2 separate regions of the Homo sapiens genome follow, and region 2 is linked to region 1. A link is an interaction called in ENCODE POLR2A ChIA-PET data of the cell type or tissue named here. Cell type or tissue: CD4-positive, alpha-beta T cell. All regions are shown on one strand. Each heading gives the region's core, and the rest is flanking DNA. Links, peaks and the distances in the headings are about the cores only. Region 1 overlaps RIOK3 (RIO kinase 3). Region 2 overlaps RBBP8 (RB binding protein 8, endonuclease).

Region 1 (9,752 bases), core at 1,870-5,869:
TACTCTTATAGCTATTTTTCTTTCTTTCTATCTTTTTTTTTTTTTTTTTTAGACAGATTCTCACTCTGTCACCCAGGCTGGAGTGCAGTGGTGCAATCTTGGCTCACTGCAATCTCCACCTCCTGGGTTCAAGTGATTCTCCTGCCTCTGCCTCCCAAGTAGCTGGGATTATAGGCACGTGCCACCATACGCAGTTAATTTTTTTGTTTTGTATTTTTAGTAGAGACAGGGTTTCACCATGTTGGCCAGGTTGGTCTCAAACCCCTGACCTCAAGTGATCTGCCTGCCTTGGCTTCCCAACGTGCTGGGATTACAGGTGGGAGCCACCACACCTGTATTTACTTAAAAAAAAAAAAAAAAAAAGAGAGAGAGATGGGGGTCTCACTATGTTGCCCAGGCTGGTCTCGAACTCCTGGGCTCAAGCAATCTTCCCACGTCAGTCTCCCAAAGTGCTGGGATTACAGGTATAGCCCTCTTTTTTTAGTTTTTTTGAGGAATCTTCAAACTGTTCTCCATAATGGTTGTACTAATTTACATTCATACCAACAGCATACAAGCGTTCCCTTTTCAGCTGGGAGTGGTGGCTCATGCCTGTAATCCCAGCACTTTGGGAGGCTGAGGCAGGCAGCTCACCTGAGGTTGGGAGTTCAAGGCTAGCCTGACCAACATGGAGAAACCCCGTCTCTACTAAAAATACAATATTAGCCGGGCATGGTGGCACATGCCTGTAATCCCAGCTACTCAGGAGGCTGAGGCAGGAGAATCACTTGAACCCAGGAGGTGGAGGTTGCAGTGAGCTAAGATCATGCCATTGTACTCCAGCCTGGGCAACAAAAGCAAAACTCTGTCTCAAATAAATAAATAAATAAATAAATAAATAAATAAATAAATAAAATAAAGAGTTCCCTTTTCTCCATCTCCTTGCCAGCATTTGTTATTGCCTGTCTTTTGGATATAAGCCATTTTAACTGGGGTGAGATGATATCTCATTGTCATTTTGATTTACATCTCTCTAATAATCAGTGATGTTTAGCATGTTTTCATATGCCAGTTTGCTATTTGTATGTCTTCTTTTGAGAAATATCTGTTCAAATGTTTTGCCCATTTTTTAAATCAGATTACTAGATTTTTTTCTATTGAAGTTGTTTGAGCTTCTTATATATTCTGGTTATTAATCCCTTGTCAGATGGGTAGTATTTTCTCGCATTCTGTGGGTTGTCTCTTCACTTTGTTGATTGTCTCCTTTGCTGTGCAGAAGCTTTTTAACTTGATGTGATCCCATTTGTCCATTTTTGCTTTGGTTACCTTTGGAGAATTACTCAAGAAATTTTTACCCAGACTAATGTCCTGGAGATTTTCCCCAATGTTTTCTTGTGGTAGTTTCACAGTTTGAGGTCTTGGATTTAAGTCTTTAGTCCATTTTGATTTGATTTTTGTATTTGGTGAGAGATAGGGGTATAGTTTCATTCTTCTGCATAGGGATATCCAGTTTTCCCAGCACCATTTATTGAAGAGATTGTCCTTTCCACAGTGTATGTTTTTGGCACATTTGTCAAAAATGAGTTCACTAGTAATGAGTTCACTGGTGTGAACTCATTTTTGACAAAGGTCAAAGGAGGTGTGTGGATTTGTTTCTGGGTTCTTATTCTGTTCCATTGGTCTGTGTGTCTGTATTTATGCCAGTACCATGCTGTTTTGGTTACTATAGCTCTGTGGTATAATTTGAAGTCAGATAATGTGATTCCCCCAGTTTTGTTTTGTTTTTTTTTTTTTGCTTAGGCTAGCATTGGCTATTCTGGGTCTTTTATGGTTCCATCTTATTCCATGTCTTGATTGTCCAGCTATTGTATCAGCTAGAATTACATTCACTGAAAGTAACTGCAAGAAATACCAACTCACAGTAACAACCAAACAGGACTTTATTTTTTCTCTAGGAATAAAAAGTCTGCAGGCAATCCATCTAGGCCTGTTACTGAGGTTCTATGATGCCTCAGGGATTCACACTCCTTTCGCTCCCCTTACCCATCTATCCCTATAGTGTGACTTCCACTCATGCTCATCACATCATAATTGCAAAATGGATGCTTGCTTCTCAGACGGGGCCCACAGTCCCCAGGCAGGAAGAAGGGGAAGAGTGAAGGGCAAAAGAACTTTCTAAGAGGCTCTCACCCAGTGACTTCTGTTTCATCTTATTGGCCAAAATTGCGTCTAGTAGCCACCCTAGCTGCAAGGGAGTTTGGGAAATGAAGTTTGTAGGTGAATATATCATGCCCTGTAGAAACTGGAGGTTTTAGTAGGGAAGAAGGTAGAAATGAATATTGGGTTAACAACAAGCAAGCAATGGGCTTTTTTTTTTTTTTTTTTTTTTTTTGAGACGGAGTCTCATTCTGTCGCCCAGGCTGGAGTGCAGTGGTGCAATCTTGGCTTACTGCAAGCTCCACCTCCCGGGTTCACGCCATTCTGCTGCCTCAGCCTCTAGAGTAGCTGGGACTACAGGCGCCTGCCACCAAGCCCAGCTAATTTTTTGTATTTTTAGTAGAGACAGGGTTTCACCGTGTTAGCCAGGATGGTCTTGATCTCCTGACCTTGTGATCCATCTGCCTCGGCCTTCCAGAGTGCTGGGATTACAGGCATGAGCCATTGCGCCCAGCCTTTTTTTTTTTTCTTTTTCATTGCATTTCAGGGTTAGTCATGCCTTTTTTTTCTCCCTCAGACTTTAGTGAGCATCAGAAATGTTATTTCTGGCCGGGTGCGGTGGCTCACACCCAGCACTTTGGGAAGCCAAGATGGGTGGATCACTTGAGGTCAGGAGTTTGAGACCAGCCTGTTCAACATATGAAACCCCATCTCTACTAAAAATATAAAAATTAGCCTGGTGTAGTGGCCCACACCTGTAATCCCAGCTACTCAGGAAGCTGGGGCAGGAGAATCACTTGAACTCAGGAGGCAGAAATTGCAGTGAGCCGAGATCAAGCCATTGCACTCCAGCCTGGGTGACAGAGCAAGACTCCATCTCAAAAAAAAAAAAAAAGAAAGAAAAAAACAGTGCTATTTCTTAGAATTCAGATTCCTAGGCCCTATTCTGGCATCCTTGCTTGGGAGCAAACCCCTCACGTGATTATTTTCAGCCAAACTGACACCTGTTCACAGACAAACACATGAGACCACTAGTTAGTTGTGAAATTCAAACCTGAATATGAACTGTTAATAAACTAAGTCAAGGCCAGGCACGGTGGCTCATGCCTGTAATCCCAGCACTTTGAGAGGCCGAAACGGGCAGATCGCCTGTGGTCAAGAGATCGAGACCATCCTGGCCAACATGGTAAAACCCCGTCTCTACTAAAGATACAAAAATTAGCCGGGTGTGGGGGCGTGCGCCTGTAATCCCAGCTACTCGGGAGGCTGAGGCAGGAGAATCTCTTGAACCCGGGAGGCGGAGCTTGCAGTGAGCCAAGATTGCGCCACTGCACTCCAGTCTGGGCGACAGAGTGAGACTCCGTCTCAAAAAATAATAAATAAATAAACTAAATCAAAATAAAATATTAAAATCAAAATAAAAGATTTTCTCATGAATCCTCAAGTTTTGGCACAGGTGGAACCCGAAAACATTAGAATATGAGAAAACAATTAGCAAATTAATTAAGATCTTCGTTTTCATTAATTGTGAAGGCAGTTCTTTTACCTTTTGTGAAGACATTGGAGAACAAGGCAGCTAGAACCTGAGAAGCCGTGATTCTGTAGAGAGGGAAGCCTGGAGAAGGGAGGCTCACTTTTTTTTTTTTGAGATGGAGTCTTGCCCTGTCGCCCAGACTGGAGTACAATGGTGCCATCTTGACTCACTGCAACCACCGCCTCCTGGATTCAAGTGATTCTCCTGCCTCAGCCTCCCAAGTAGCTGGGATTACAGGCGCCTGCCACCACACCTGGCTAATTTTTTGTATCTTTAGTAGAGACGGCGTTTCACCATGTTGGCCAGGCTGGTCTTGAACTCCTGACCTCGTGATCCACCCGCTTCGGCCTCTCACAGTGCTGGGATTACAGGCATGAGCCACTTCAGCCCGCCGGAAGCTGACATTTGCTGCCGCTTTGTTCCACAATGAACTTGCTGCTTTGAAAGCGGTGACTGAGAGGTTGAGACACTGAGCAGAAAAGGAAAGCTAAGAAGCTGAAAAGCTGTTAAAACTTTTTTTAAGGCAGATTCAGGACTGGGACAGTAAAATCTGGGGTACAGAGCCTGCTAGAGGCAGTCCTGGGGCCCTGGAGGGGACTCTGACCTAGGAACAGGTCAACTAAAATAGGGGGAAACCTTAAGTGCAGCCTCGAGCCAGCTCTACCCTTGATGGATACCTGGCTGCCCTGCCCACTGCTGGGGTTACTGAATCAGCGCTTAGTTCATTAGTTTGTTTTTCTTCTCCTTTCTTAGTTTACTATGAGCCAGTGTTTCCGGAGCCACCAAAAAAGCTCAATATAACTCCTGGTGTTTAAGATAAGCACTTGACATGCTTGTTTTCCTTTTACAGCAGCTTAAAATGTGCGTCTGACAGTTTCTAAAACCTAAAACAACACATAGGCTTTTCTGTTTATTTTTATTCTTATTTTTATTTTAAGTTCCGCTTTTCTGTTTTGCTGAGTTTTGTTTGCTTTAATTTTTGTTTTATAGTCTTTGTTAGACTCTATGACAGATGTCTGAAGGCATATGTAGCCAAATTTGTATAGTGGCTCTCACTACTTGGCATGTTTTCAGGTGGCTTTTACTTTGTTCTTTAAACTTTCTAAAGTCCTTTTTGTTTTAAAATGAGGATGAATAATATTTACAAAGAGCTATTTCTAAAGTATGTATTTGCTGGCAAATCTTGACTACGTATCACTGTTTTGGAACCTGCTTTTTCATTTCAGAAGTGTTTTATGTTTGAATGCATCTTTCTTTCTCTCTTTTCTTTCTTTCTTTCTTTCTTTCTTTCTTTCTTTCTTTCTTTCTTTCTTTCTTTCTTTCTTTTTCTTTCTTTTTTTTTTTTTTGAGACGGAATTTCCCTCTGTGGTCCAGACTGGAGTGCAGTGGTGCGATCTCGGCTCACTGCAACCTCCACCCCCCGGGTTCAAGTGATTCTCCTGCCTCAGCCTCCCAAGTAGCTGGGATTACAGGTGCCTGCCACCATGCCCAGCTAATTTTTGTATTTTTAGTAGAGATGGGGTTTTGCCATGTTGGCCAGGCTGGGCTTGAACTTTTGACCTCAGGTGATCCACACGCCTCGGCCTCCCAAAGTGCTGGTATTACAGGCGTGAGCCACCGTGCCGGGCCTGAATGCATGTTTCTTTCTACATTTGCATTTGCATGTACATATGTATATAACAAGTGTCAGGAGTAATGTATATGGTGATTGTCTTGTACTGTGGGTGATTTCTGCTTTTTTCCCCCTATGGTTTCCAGAAGTTTCAGGAGGGTCTGCAGATGCTGGTAAGACCCCCGCCCCAGTTGGTTTCCAGGTTCTTGACACCTTTTCGAGAAAGAATTCAGGGACAAGTCAGAATGAAGGGAAAGGCAAAAAGCTTTTATTGCAAAGTGATAGTATGCACTGAAGAGAGAAGTGCAGGCATGTTTGTGAGAATGAGTCACACAGAGGGAGTTTGGGTTTCTAATTTTATGGGTGTTTCTTTAATTAGGGGGTGAAATAATCATTAGGTATTTTGGAAGAGGGGGGATTTCAGGGACCCCCCACTGTCCCACACCCCCAGGTACCACCCCCTTTCTCCCTGATTTGGGTTTGCACTGAAGAGTCATGGACATGTCACCCTGTCTCTGTTGCCAAGGCTGGAGTGCAGTGGCGTGATCTCGGCTCACTGCAACCTTTGTCTCCTGGGCTCAGGTGATCCTCCCGAGTAGCTGGACTATAGGCGTATGCCACCATGCCCAGCTATTTTTTTTTTTTTTTTTTTGTATTTTTGGTAGAGAAGGGGTTTCACCATATTGCACAGGCTGGTCTCGAACTCCTGACCTCAGGTGATCTGCCCTCCTCAGCCTCCCACAGTGCTGGGATTACAGTCATGAGCCACCAAACCCAGCCTTCTCCTCCTGATTTTGGGTTTTCTGTTATCCCACAGTTTCTTTGCCTAGCTCTTGTTTAAGCTCTTGTGTGGATTCTTCCATCCTCTTGCGAGCACCCAGTGATCTTCCTATCTCATTCCCCCTTCAGAGATTTCCATCCCTTATTCTTAAGGGTTGATGAGGGAGGAGGTCAGTCATCTGTGTCGTCTTCTTGCTGATTTAAGGGCGCTGGCCCTGCCTACCAAAGGATTGGAAATCTCTGGCTGCTGGTCTAAGGATCCCAGGCTGCATTAGCAGGAGAGTCCCATGCTGAGACAGGAATTGGCTGAAATCCTTGCATCACCATCATCTTTACATGGAGTTGCTGTAACCTAGAAGATATAAACTTTATAAGGAAGTTGAATACGCATGGGCCAAATATTTTTATTATTATTATTTTATTTATTTTTTGAGACAGAGTCTCACTCTGTCACCAGGCTGGAGTGCAGTGGTGTGATCTCGGCTCACTGCAACCTCCGCCTCCCAGGTTCAAGCAATTCTCCTGCCTCAGCCTCCTGAGTACCTGGGACTACAGGCGCGTGCCACCATGCCCAGCCAATTTTTGTATTTTTAGTAGAGACAGGGTTTCACCATATTGGCCAGGATGGTCCCAATCTCTTGACCTCATGATCTGCCCGCCTCAGCCTCCCAAAGTGCTGGGATTACAGGTGTGAGCCATCATGCTCGGCCCAATGGGCCAAATACTAACAATAAGATCACCATTAATGGGCCTAAAAGTGGTAAAACCAGGTAACAGAAAGTAGAGCAGCCTTAACGCATTCCCTTTGGAATCGGCCAAAAGGTTTTCCTTTCCAAAGGTGTGAAGCCCTTTTGCTTGGTCAGCTGTGCCTGAATTCCAAAGTGGGGGAAGGTATGGCGAGGCGTGACTGACTCCCAGCTTCCTGTCATGACCTGAACTAGGTTTTCAGGCTGTTTCGGTTGTTGTTTGGATTCCCTTTGGCCAAGAGAGAGATCCATTCTGTTGGGGGCTTCTAATTTTTTTTTTTTTTTTTTTTTTTTAGTTTATATTTTCTCTTTTTTTGTCAACGCATCCCAGAGGCAGTGTTGATGGCCAAGCTTTCATTCTGGCCCATATTGATGCTGGGGTGGCATGCTACAGGCCCTGGGTCCTTCATGTCCCCTAGTGGGACCCCTATGGCCAAGAGACTTAGAGTCAAAAAAACTTATTGCCAATTAAACATGCTAGACAAGATAGGAATGGAGGTGGGCAGGGACTCAAGCTTCAGCCTGTTTTCCCTTTGCTCCCCCTTTCCCTTTTGTGTGCACTTTTAGGTCTGAAGGTTTGTCCTTTCCTGCTGCCTTCTTTTTTGGCTTCGTTTCTACTTTTGCAGGAGCAGGGTTAGGGGACAACTGTGCCCATCTCCTCCTGGGCTTTTCCTTCACAGCCCTCTTGACTGAGCTGACCTTCCTCCTGGGCATGTTGGTGGTGGGGAGGGGGCCTGCCGGGTGCCTACGGGCAATGGCGAAACCAGAGCCTTCTGGAAGCTGGGCTCACCAGCTGCTGCCGCTCCTCCCACCACCCAAGCTGCCGAGACCTGTGGCAGATTTTTTTCCCTCAAGTTTATAGAGCTATCTGTAGTAGCTCACTCATGTATTCTGTAATGAATACCCCACCTTCCCCACCCCTCCATCTGCCACTTTCTTATCTACCGAATTTGATCTTAACTCCTCAAAAAGCTAGCCAAGTCTGGGAGAAAGTTGGAAAGCTTAGGATGGTAAAAGTAATGCTGTTCCAAATGCAACCTTGTATTATTTTTACACTGGAAACAAATCGGAAAAGAATAAAAACAAGAGGCTTTCAAATTAGTAAACTGATGTCTCCAAGTATAAAACACACTTTGATAACTTATTTTTATGTAATCCTGACAAAAATCCAATAGAAAAATATTGTCTTCAAAAACCTAAGGATCAAGGTTTGAAAATATAATCAGATGAGCTTTTCTCTGCTCCTATAGAGCTTGGAATTTCAAAAGGTGCAGAAAACAATCTCTTCTGATGCCCGGAGCCCAAATGAGCAGTAAGAAATGTACTCCTAACACATCTTAGGGCCTATTGTCTTCATCTTCCTTAGAGTCTCCCGTGCTCAACATTTCCCCATCAGCTGCCTCGCTTCATCCTGCTTTTTGTTCAAAGGTTTTTTAAAAAAGGAAATACCATATGCTGAGGGGAAAAAAATTGCAGGGATGTATGCCACACTATAAACAATGGTCTTTGGAATATGAAGGACTTTTACTTTTTTTTCTGAGACAGAGTCTTGCTCTGTTGCCCAGGCTGGAGTGCAGTGGCACCATCTCAGCTCCTCTGCCTCCTGGGTTCAAGTGATTCTCCTGCCTTAGCCTCCCAAGTAGCTGGGATTACAGGCATGTGCCACCACACCCGGCTAATTTTTGTATTTTTAGTAGAGACAGGAATTCACCATGTTGGCCAGACTGGTCTCAAACTCCTGACCTCAGGTGACCTGCCCACCTCGGCTTCCCAAAGTGCTGGGATTACAGGCCTGAGCCACTGCGCCTGGCCGAGGGACTTTTACTTGAACATTTCTGAATTCCTACAATATTTAAATTCAAATAAATGACTTACTTTTGTAAGCAAGAAAAACTAATTTTTATGAAAAGAAAACTGGTAATTATCTTGTTGAAATAAAAGTTATCTAGTCATCCTTATTTTGATAACTTAATGTGAGACAAAATATCCCTATTTCCGTATTTTATATATTTTCATTTTATTAATTTATTTGAGACCAAGTCTTTATCTATCACCCAGGCTGGAGTGTAGTCGTGTGACCATAGCTCACTGCAGGCTTGATCTCCTGAGCTCTAAGAATCCTCCTGCCTCAGCCTCCCAAGTAGCTGGGACCAGAGATGCATGCCACCACACTCACCTAATGTTTTGTAGAGATGAGGTCTGCTATGCTGCTCAGGCAGATCTCAAACTCCTAGGCTCAAGTGATCATCCTGCCTCAGCATCCCAACGTATTGGGATTACAGGTGTGAGCCACCACGCCCAGCCAGTATTTGATTTTTTATTTACTTAGCAAACCAGTATTTTTCACTTTCTTTTTCTACTATGGGAAAAAAATCTACTCTCTAATCTACAAGGTGTGAGGGGGGGAACCTATTTGTAATGTGAAGTAGGCCATTTGCGATTGAAATCTAACAATGAGAAGTTGAGGGGGAATAATCTACTTAAAATAGCATTGCTTAACTTTATACAGAAACAGCAACTTGGTACCAGGACATAAGTTAATATAAGGAACAGGAAGATACCACACAAAGAACCAATTTTAAAATGATCTCTTTTTAATTTCTTAAAAAGCACATTCACAGCACACTCCAAGAATGCCACACAGCAGTGGTTTGCTGCTCTTTGTCAGAATATGTCAGAAAACAAAACAAAAAAAGTTTTAAATGCTAAAGATTTTAAAAATTAGTTCTCTGAAATTTCTGTAAAGCCAGTATCACCAGTCATATAAATCTTTATTTTGGAATCATAAACCTTTCAAAAATGTAATGAGCATCTACCCAAAATTACACCTCTCTGAAATGTAATTAAAAGCTATCCAACAAAAACAAAAATAAATATTTTTCTAGAAAGAACATATTTGGCATTTTAAAATAATGTTAAAAACAGCTTTCTCAAATGTAAATGA
Region 2 (10,127 bases), core at 2,918-6,917, 490 kb after region 1:
AGTAGAGACAGGGTTTCACCATGTTAGCCAGGATGGTCTCAATCTCCTGACCTCATGATCCGCCCGCCTCGGCCTCCCAAAGTGCTGGGATTACAGGCGTGAGCCACTGCACCCTGCCTCTGCAACTACTTTTTTCTTTCTTTTGCATCTGCATAATGAGGAGGGTGCTGTTTCATTCAACTCAAAATTACTAGACAGCTAAAAGTCATTATCTCAGGAAGTATTTTAGAGTATAAAAGAAATACTCAGATGCCCACTATTATCATTTGACAAGAAAGAACAACAAAAGACAGCTTTCAATATTAATTTTGGCCGGGTGTGGTGGCTCACACCTGTAATCTCAGCACTTTGGGAGGCCGAGGTGGGTGGATCACCTGAGGTCAGGAGTTTGAGATCAGCCTGGCCAACATGGTGAAACCCTGTCTCTACTCAAAATACAAAAATTAGCTGGGCATGGTGGCACATGCCTGTAATCCCAGCTACTCGGGAGGCTGAGGCAGGAGAATCTCTTGAACCAGGGAGTTGGAGGTTGCAGTGAGCTGAGATTGTGCCACTGCACTCCAGCCTGGCAACAGAGCAAGACTCCGTCTCAAAAAAATAAAAAAAATTTACACATAAGTATACATCTTTATACAGTGTGATACTCTGATATATGTACACAATGTGTAAAGACCAAATTAGGGTAATTAGCATATCTGTCACCTCAAACATTTGTCATTTCTTTGTGTTGGGAACATTCAAAATCTGTGCTTTTAGCTATCTGAGAACATATATTGTTGTTAATTATAGTCACCATATAGTGCTATTGAACACTACAATTTATTCCTTCTATTTAGCTTTTTATTTTTCTTTGTTTTCTTGAGATGGAGTCTTGCTCTGTTGCCTAGGTTGGAGTGCAGTGGCATGATCTAGGCTCACTGCAACTTCTGCCTCCCAGGTTCAAGAGATTCTCTTGCCTCAGCCTCCCAAGTAGCTGGGACTACTAGGCGCACGCCACCACACCCGGCTAATGTTTTGTATCTTTAGTAGAGACGGGGTTTCACTGTGTTAGCCAGGATGGTCTCGATCTCCTGACTTTGTGATCCGCCTGCCTCGGCCTCCCAAAGTGTTGGGATTACAGGCGTAAGCCACTGTGCCCGGCTCCCTTATTTATTTTTCTTAGAGATCAGGTGTTGCTATGTTGCCCAGGCTGGAGGGCAGGGGCAATTCATAGGCACCGCACCACTACTGATCAGCATGCAAGTTTTGACCTGCTCCATTTTTGAAGTGGGCCAGTTCACTGCTCCTTGAGCAACTTAGTGGTCTCCTGCTTCTAAGAGGTCACCATATTGATGCCAAACTTAATATGGATCATACCTCAGAACTCCAATACAGCACTACTCCAAGAACTCCAAGGCTCAAGCTATCCTCCTGCCTCAGCCTCTTGGGTAGCTGGGACTATGGGTGCCTGCCACCTTGCTTGGCTAGCTATATTTTTATACCAATTAACCCACCTTTGGCTATCCCAGCCTTCCCCACCTCTAGTAACTGCTATTCTACTCTCTACTTCTATGAGATCAACTTTTTTAGATTCCACATATGAATAAGAACATGTGGTATTTATCTTTCTGTGCCTGGCTTATTTCACTTAATATGATGTTCTCCAAGCTCATCGATGTTTGCACAAATGACAGAATTTTGTTCTTTTTAGTGGTTAAATAGTATTTTTGTGTGTCTATGTATATGTGTGTGTGTGTGTATATATATATATACACCTATCTAGCTATATATCATTTTCTTTATCTGTAAGTAGACACTTAGGCTGATTCCGTATCTTGGCTATTCTGAACAGTGCTGCAATAAACGTGAGTGCAGATACCTCTTTAACATACTGATTTCCTTTCCTTTGGATATACACCCAGTAGTGGGACTGCTGGATCTATGACAGTTCCATTTTTAGTTTTTTTTTTTTTTTTTTTTTTTTTTTGAGACGGGGTCTTGCGCTGTTGCCCAGGCTGGAGCACAGTGGCGTGATCTTGGCTCACTGCAAGTTCCACCTCCCGGGTTCACGCTATTCTCCTGCCTGAGCCTCCCGAGTAGCTGGGACTACAGGCACCTGCCACCATGCCCGGTTAATTTTTTTGTATTTTCAGGAGACGGGGTTTCAGCGTGTTAGCCAGGATGGTCTCGATCTCCTGACCTCGTGATCCGCCCGCCTTGGCCATTTTTAGTTTTCTGAGGAATCTTCATATCATTTTCTAAAATGGCTATACTAATTTACATTGTCACCAATCCTGTTGATTTTTACAATGCATCTTTAAGGTAAGTTATAACTAGGGAATAAACAGATTAAAGATTTTATCAGAAAATTGGTGACAAAGATTAAAACCTAGAGCTCAGAACTTGGGACTTGACTCCTAAGATGTCTAGACTCAAATAGCTAAACGCTAGCATCTATTCAAAGAATCAAAATTTACTGAGCATTGTGCTAAGTTCCAGACATACAATGTGTAACGAGAGAGCAGGTCTCCTGTCTTCATGGAGTTTACATTACAGTGAAGAAAATAGACATTAAGCAAGCAGAGAGTTAAACATTAAGCAGGTAGACAGCTAAGGGTTATGTGAGAAAGCACATACAAGGTAGTAACTGGGTTGAGAAAATAAAATAAATATGTAACAAATCCTAAATTATATGCCTGGGTGACTGGGAAAAATAAAAACGTTTGAAGATTATTTGGTTGGAAGTAAATGGAAATTGGCTTAGACATTACGTTTAAGCTGAAGAGACGCAAAAGTATCTCACAGTACTCAGAAATGCAAGACTGGGATTCATCAGAGAAATCAAACCTAGAGATGCAGATTTGGAATCATTTTCAGAGGTAAGGCTGATAAAAGTTGTGAGAGAAAAGTTGTGAGGAAGAAAGAGTCTTGGGGATATTCTAGGAAACAAGCTGTGACAAATGAAAAGAACGAGGCAGCATCGTCAGAAAAGCTAAGTGAGAAGAAATTCTGGGATAGTCAGTGTCAAATGTAACTTAAAAGAAGGAACAGAATAAGTACACCTTTGCGAAAAATAGTCTTTTTCTTTGAAATGAAACCTATTTGCAAAAGGTCCTTCTTGGGGGGAAAAAGGATACCGAACAGCTGTGAATTTTTATTTCAAAATTTACTTGATGGAGTTTTTGCCATGGACTAAGCAAGCAAAAGCCTACTGTCCTCTATCTTTGGTTTGGGTCTCACTCACTTTTGAGTTAAGGGCTGTTGTTTCAAAAACCTGATGGAAACATGAGCATAATCAAGATTGTGCCACAGTAGAAGGTATGTTCATTTAAACCAGCATAAAACAATCTTTGCACTAGATTAAAAATTCGGACCAATTTAATAAAACAAGGAGAAAAATGAGAGATTTAACAAAAATTACAATTTTCAATCCAGATTATCTACTTAGATTTTCAATTAGAGTATTCTTTTTCTGATTGCTATCCTACATTATAAAGTTACTGCTTCTAATGAAAGAGATATTAAGACTAATACACATAGTTACATTAGGTATTTTGTCTGGTAAGATAAAGCATTCACAGCAGAAAACAGATCTGAATTTTCCTTTTTTGAATTTAATTAATTAATTATTATTTTTTTGAGACAGGGTCTCACTCTGTCGCCCAGGCTGAAGTACAGTCAGCGGTTCACTGATGCAGCCACGACCTCCTGGGTGTTCAAGCGATCTTCTCGCTCCAGCCCCCAAGTAGCTGGGACTACAGGTATGTGCCATCATGCCGAGCTAATTTTTGTAGAAATGAGGTTTTATCACATTGCCCAGGCTGGTCTTGAACTCTCCTGAGCTCAAGCAATCTGTCTGCCTTGGCCTTCCAAAGTGCTGGGATTACAGGTGTGAACCACTGTGCCTGGCTGGATCTGAATGTTGTACAAAACTTTCTCCTTCTACTCTATTACAATTAATTTAATAATTAATAGACATTTCTCAAAAATTTTATCAATTTTATGCGTATTTAGAAAGAAATTTGTAATACCAAACTAATCTTAGTTTCTTAGTTCTAATAAATATTTTATAGCTATATAACACATTAACATAAGGAGAGGTTGGGTCAAAGGTACAGGAGAATGCTGAAAAATTTTCTGGAACTCTTATCAGTGTAAAATTATCTCAAAATTTTAAAAACCTGAAAAAATTTATACAAGAAATATGAAACTTCAATTGTTGATATGTCATCAAGCCTTTGTTAATTAGCTTGATAACTTAACTTACTGAATTCTGCAACTGAGAAGCCATAATTAAACAGAAAAAAATCTTACTGTGTAGTTTCTTTGTGGCAGTAGACAATTCCTCCTCTTCATCTGCTGCTTGGGAGAAACTGTCTGCCAAACAGGATTCATACTCTTCATGTGTTGTCCGATCAAACATATCTTCCAAGCTATCATTCATTTTTCTTTCTTCATCTATGTAAAAGAGCACTGGCTTAGGGCAATAAGCAAGCTTTTGCTTAATATGTAGACCATCATGAAACTGTAGTAACTACCACACAATAACAGAATGCAGTCCTTAAAGACACTTCTTAAAATACGGTTGTTAAAATATGGATTATATATTGGGTACTGAGCTTAGTAACTGTGTAATGTAATAATATGTGCAACAAATTCCCATGACACGTGTTTATCTATGTTACAAACCTTCTTATGTACCCACAAACCTAAAATAAAAATTTGATAGTTTAAAAAATGTTTTAAAAAAATGTGGATTACAGGCCTTACTTTGCAGAGTATTCTTTCAGTGAATAGATGTAATATAGGTAGTGAAAGGCTTGTAGACACGTATGTAAAAGATAGTTCTAAGAATGTTACTTGCAAGCTGTCTTGTTAAGAGTGTTAAATTCAGTGAATATAAGTGAGTAACAAACTATAATGTATGTAATAAAGTGTTTAAAGGCATGATTATTATGATGAGGGCTGCAGGCCTAGCTGTGAAGAGTGTTCTTTTGGTGAACAGATGTAATGCATGTAGTGAAGTGTTTGTGGACACATGCTAACATGATTCTAAGAATATTAGTTGCAAGCTGTAAGGCTGAGTGTTAATTCAGTTACTCTCAGTGAGTAGCAAACTGTAACGTATGTAATGAAGTGTTTAAAGACACTTCTTAAATCATGATTCTTATAATGAGGTTTAATTCTTGTAATCTGTGTATGAGGTAAGAATAAACTCCCAACTCTGGGTAGTTACTGTACATTTACAAAGGCTTTATGTTATGGCTTTAAATGTTCTTTACTCATGCTTTTTTTTTTTTTTTGAGACGGAGTCTTGCTCTGTCACCCGGGCTGGAGTGCAGTGAGGCGATATTGGCTCACTGCAACCTCGCCTCCTGGGTTCAAGCAATCCTTCTGCTTCAGCCTCCCAAGTAGCTGGAATTAGAGGTGTGCGCCACCATACCCGGCTAATGTTTGTATTTTTAGTAGAGATGGGGTTTCACCGTGTTGGCCAGGCTGGTCTCAAACTCCTGACCTCAAGTGATCCGCCCACCTAGGCCTCCCAAAATACTGGGATTACAGGTGCGAGTCACTGTGCTCGACCTTTCATGCTTACTTTTTGTAATGAAGTAGCAAAAAAGTATTTTCTTTCATCTTCATTAGCATCTGGTAGTTTAGTATTACTAGAAATTAGGAATTCAATGCCATATTTGACACGGAAAATGAAAAATTCATCTTCACAGATCTAACCACATTTCCCATTATATAATCACATTTAAAAAACACTAGAGTTTAAATCCAGTTGGCTAACAAATATGACAGAAAAGAGGCCTAAGATTATTCTATATAAGTACCACCTCTCCCAACGCACAGCACTCTCTCACTCTTACCTTGCTTTACCTTTCTCCTGGACTTACCATCATCTATTATATATACAATTGCTTATTTCTCTCATTAGAATGTACGTTCCATAAGGTAAGTACTTTTGTTCTGTTTATTCATTATCTCTAGTTCCTAAAATACTTCCTACTACAAAATTTTTGCTTGATATTTATTGATAATTAAACATTTATTCTGCATGCTGAAGGTCAAATATGTAAATAAAATACAACTTCTATGCACCAGGCATTGTGCTAGGCATCCTCGGAACATTCTGTGTATGCTGTTTGTAAAGCAAAATGTTAAATTGATGATTTATTTTTGTTTGATTTGTGATTGCGAAATACCTGAAGACAGAGAGTATATCCTTGTTGATCTTTCTGTCACAGCACCTAGAAAATCTAACAGAGTAGGTGCATGAAAATTTTCTGAATTGAAATACTGGCAGTAATATGGAATTTTTATTGGTATATTTCATTTTAAACCAATTCTAAGTGCTGGAAAAGTTTTACCTTATGGGGTAATTTTTTTTTTTTTTAATATAACCTCACTAATGTCTCCTATTCCATGTGCGGTTCTTACAACATGATGTCAACACTCCTCCCACTGAGTGTCACTGAGGGCCTGTTCATTTCGCTTTATGCCTGTGCAGATCTTTGTGACACTATGTTACCTCTGAGGTCATAAAAATGTCACCTGCTTCTGCTTTGTTCTGTTGGGGTGCCAACTCTGGGAACTTATCCTCCATGTGAAGAGGAAGCTCAAATGAGCCTAAGTGAATAAGCCCTGAGAGTAAATGAGGAGATGCCAATTCACTCTCCAGCTGCCCAGCCCTCTGCTGTTTCAGTTCCAGCCACCATCTGCCTACAACTGCATGAGACCCTGAAACAGAACTGACCAGCCAAGCCTTTCCTGAATTCCTGAGCCACAGGAACTATGAAGATAAGAAAATGGTATTGTTTGAATCCTCTGAGTTATTCAAGTGATTCATTCATTATGTAGCAATACTATCCATAGCACTTTATTAGCCAAAATTATCTCTATAATTTCCCCTCATTAGTCCAAGTGCTAATTTCTCTTTCACATGATACTTGCATCAAATAAATTTGAGAAACTATTGTCTTCTGAATAGATTTAAAGTGGTCATACTTTAGATTTTCTCTTTTCTACAAAAATGAGAAAAACATGATCAGAGGCTAGTATCAGGAACAAAATAATCTTAAAAGCAAAGTATCCTCTTAAGAAGAGTTATTTAGTGTCATACAAGCCATAAAATGGCAATAAACTACTGTGAAGGTTTTTTCTTTTAATAGGTATTGGCTTCTCTACCCAGGTAACCATCTGCTTCATCATATGGTTTGCTATTTGTCATTGAAGAACAAATAAGGCAAAGACTACTAAAGTTTTCTTTGATTTACTGCATTTAAGGCAGCAGTAGATAAGTAGATTCAAAAGAAGCCAGGGCAAGACTATTTTATTTTTTGCTCTGAGCAGGTAGACTATAGAAAATTCAGCAGAAGATAAGGAATGCACACCCAGCCTCAATGTATTCGGCTTCTAACAAATGATCACTGGGGAATGTCTCTGCTTTTAGCACTGCTTCCCCATGTGGCAGGCCCTCGCTCTTCAATACATAAGGATGATAAATGACAACTGTTCATAGTCTAGCTGTTCTCATGTCATGTGCCTCTACAGTTAGGAATGTTGCTAAGGTACTGCTAACCAAAATCCTCCTATTGTTCTCATCTCTTCCGGAAAATCAAGACTTTGGGTAAAGAATTAATAGTTTCTCACTACAAAGGGCTGTAGACCACTAATTTGGCCAAATTGCCTTATCAGTAGAGGTGGAATACAGCAGATTAACTCAGCATATACACTATCATTCTGAATGTTAACCTGTAAAACTATACTAAGACTTCTCGGTAGATTTCTCCTTTCTTTCCTTATCAAATTTCTTTAGAAAACGTTAATTCTAACACAGGACTCAAGACTTACTGTTATACCACTTATAAAAAATTGTCTACACCAGGGATCAGCAAACTTTTTCTTAAAGGGTCAGAAAATAACTATTTTAGGCTTGTGGGGCTATAAGGTCTCTGCATCAACTACTCAACTCTGCAGCTGTATGGAACAAACAGCGATGGGCAATACATAAAGAAATGAATAAGGCTGTGCTCTGGTAGAACTTTATTTACAAAACTGGTAGCTGGCTGTCATTTGCAAATCCCTGGAAGCCATATGAATCTTTTCTGAAATGAAATTAGTTTGGTTAAAGACTTTTTTTCTGACGCACTGAAACTGAGCTTTCCTAAGAGGAACATAAAGTTAACAGAGCAGGAAAAAACCTGCTTTATGGTGAAGAGGTCACTTGAGCTAATCAGTGCAATGGTACAACTACAAACTTCACACAACGTTATTAAAAAAAATAACAAAACAAAAACAGATCTTACTTGAACTTTTTTCTCCCTTCTGCTCTTGCTTCTTCATTTTTAAGAGAACGGTTTCACTAACCAATGTACAGTCCATGTCCACTGTCTCTCCTCCTAATTTTGACTGACTGCCATCCTAAATAAATATTTTAAAAATCAAAAATTTTAACAATTATTCCTTTATGGTCTTATATTTAATTTTTACAAAACATTTTGGTAAAATATACATAACATACATTTTACAACTTTTAAGCATTAAGCTATATTTGCTTTTATACTTTACGAACAGGTAAGGATTTAGGTTTTACTGCTTATAAAACATTTTAGCTTCAATATAATCAAGCCTAGGAAAAGAAGGACTGCTGCCAAGGAAAGGGAGAATTATTTACCACTAAACACCCCTGAACTTTTCCTGCCTTTATTTTCCAATTTGCCTTATAGTAATGAACATCAATGTACACTAAGAACACTTTCAAAAATTAAATTAAATTTCTTGATAGGCATATATTACTCAGCGTATGTTAAATACTTTGTTATTAATATGCTACCAAGTGAAAGAGAACTTCTGAAACTACACAGAAGCTAAATACAAGACAAAAAACTATTTCCACTATGAATTTTAACTTTTAAAAATAGTCAACTTGGAAAATGAATTTTATGGTACATTATTTTAAAGGTAATGAAGACATGATGAATTATTTTAATGAATGATAAAATTATATAAGATATGCAGCATTTTGCATTATTTTAATTTATGAGACAGGGTCTTGCTCTGGTTGCCTAGGCTGGATGTGCAGTGGTGTGATCATACCTCACTGCAGCCTCGAATTCCTGGGTTCAAGGTATCCTCCCAACCTCAGCCTCCCAAGTAGCTAGGACTACAGGTATGCACTGCCATGCCCAGCTAACTTTAAAATTTCCTATAGAGACAGGGCCTTGCTATATTGCCCAGGCTGGTCTCGAATTCCTGGCTTCAAGTGATTCTCTCTCTTCGACCTCCCAGAGTGTTGGGATTACAGGCATGAGCCACTGCGCCTGCCCACTGCATTCTTTTAAAAACTATATTAATATTTTTCAGTAAAGGCCTTTAAAGTCAGAAAGTATTACCCTTTAAAAAATACCATAAAGTTAGAAGAATAAGCATTTTTATTTCTTAATTTTCTGCATAAATACATGTAGGTTTTAAGACGTATCTGATTATCTTAAGGTGATACAGTGAGTCACGAGAGGAGGTTGACTAACAACTCATTGGAATAAAAGTCAAATGAGTTTTGGTTTTACTTTTTAACTTACCTTTGTATCTATTACAGTAACATCCATTTTATACTGAGAAAGGTCTGCTCCCGGATCTATACTCCACTGGATATTTTCAAAGGATACATCTTAGGTAAAGGGAAAGAGCATGCAATTAAAAAACTGATTTCAAAAATTCTCATCACTTTAAAATATTATGGGACCTAAAGAATAGAAAATTTTTGCAAATCATATGTCTGGTAAAGGACTTATATCTAAGATATATAAAGAACTCTCACAGCTCCATAATAAAAAGACAAATATCCCAATTAAAGATGGGCAAAGGATCTAAATAGACAGTTCTCCAAAGAAGATATACAAATTGCCAATAAACATGAAAGGATGCTCAACATCATCAGCAGTCAAGGAAATGCAAACCAAAACCACGAGATGGCAAAAATCAAAAAGCTATAACAAGTGCTAGTGAGGAGGTGGAGATACTGGGACCCTCACATACTGCTGGTGGGAATGTGAAATGGTGTAGCTGCTTTGGAAAACAGGCAGTCTTTCAAAAGGTAAAATGTAGAATTGGCATATGGCCCAACAATTCCACTCCTAGGTATAATC

The links. ChIA-PET counts read pairs that join two places held together with the same protein. Peaks named below come from ENCODE experiments on the same cell type or tissue, not always from the same donor. Only the 100,000 strongest peaks of a DNase experiment are listed, where the experiment ranks them.
Region 2: POLR2A ChIA-PET joins it to region 1 with 5 read pairs; 4 of 35 experiments call an interaction of 5 or more read pairs at or near these places.

The regions. Positions count from the first base shown.
Region 1 is chr18:23,482,770-23,492,521 of GRCh38, reverse strand. It overlaps RIOK3 (RIO kinase 3), which reads right to left. Exons shown (of 13, transcript NM_003831.5): 13 at 9,382-9,752. Among named protein-coding and RNA genes, the nearest start is that of RMC1, 16 kb to the left of the region's middle. RefSeq lists an enhancer at 4,110-4,279. In CD4-positive, alpha-beta T cell, for the core only: no CTCF peak of the experiment used is centred there; a DNase peak (open chromatin) is centred at 4,091; H3K4me3 peaks cover 657 bases; H3K27ac peaks cover 730 bases.
Region 2 is chr18:22,995,896-23,006,022 of GRCh38, reverse strand. It overlaps RBBP8 (RB binding protein 8, endonuclease), which reads right to left. Exons shown (of 19, transcript NM_002894.3): 13 at 9,561-9,649; 14 at 8,289-8,403; 15 at 4,294-4,437. It also overlaps the pseudogene RN7SL745P. Among named protein-coding and RNA genes, the nearest start is that of RBBP8-AS1, 67 kb to the right of the region's middle. In CD4-positive, alpha-beta T cell, for the core only: no CTCF peak of the experiment used is centred there; no DNase peak of the experiment used is centred there.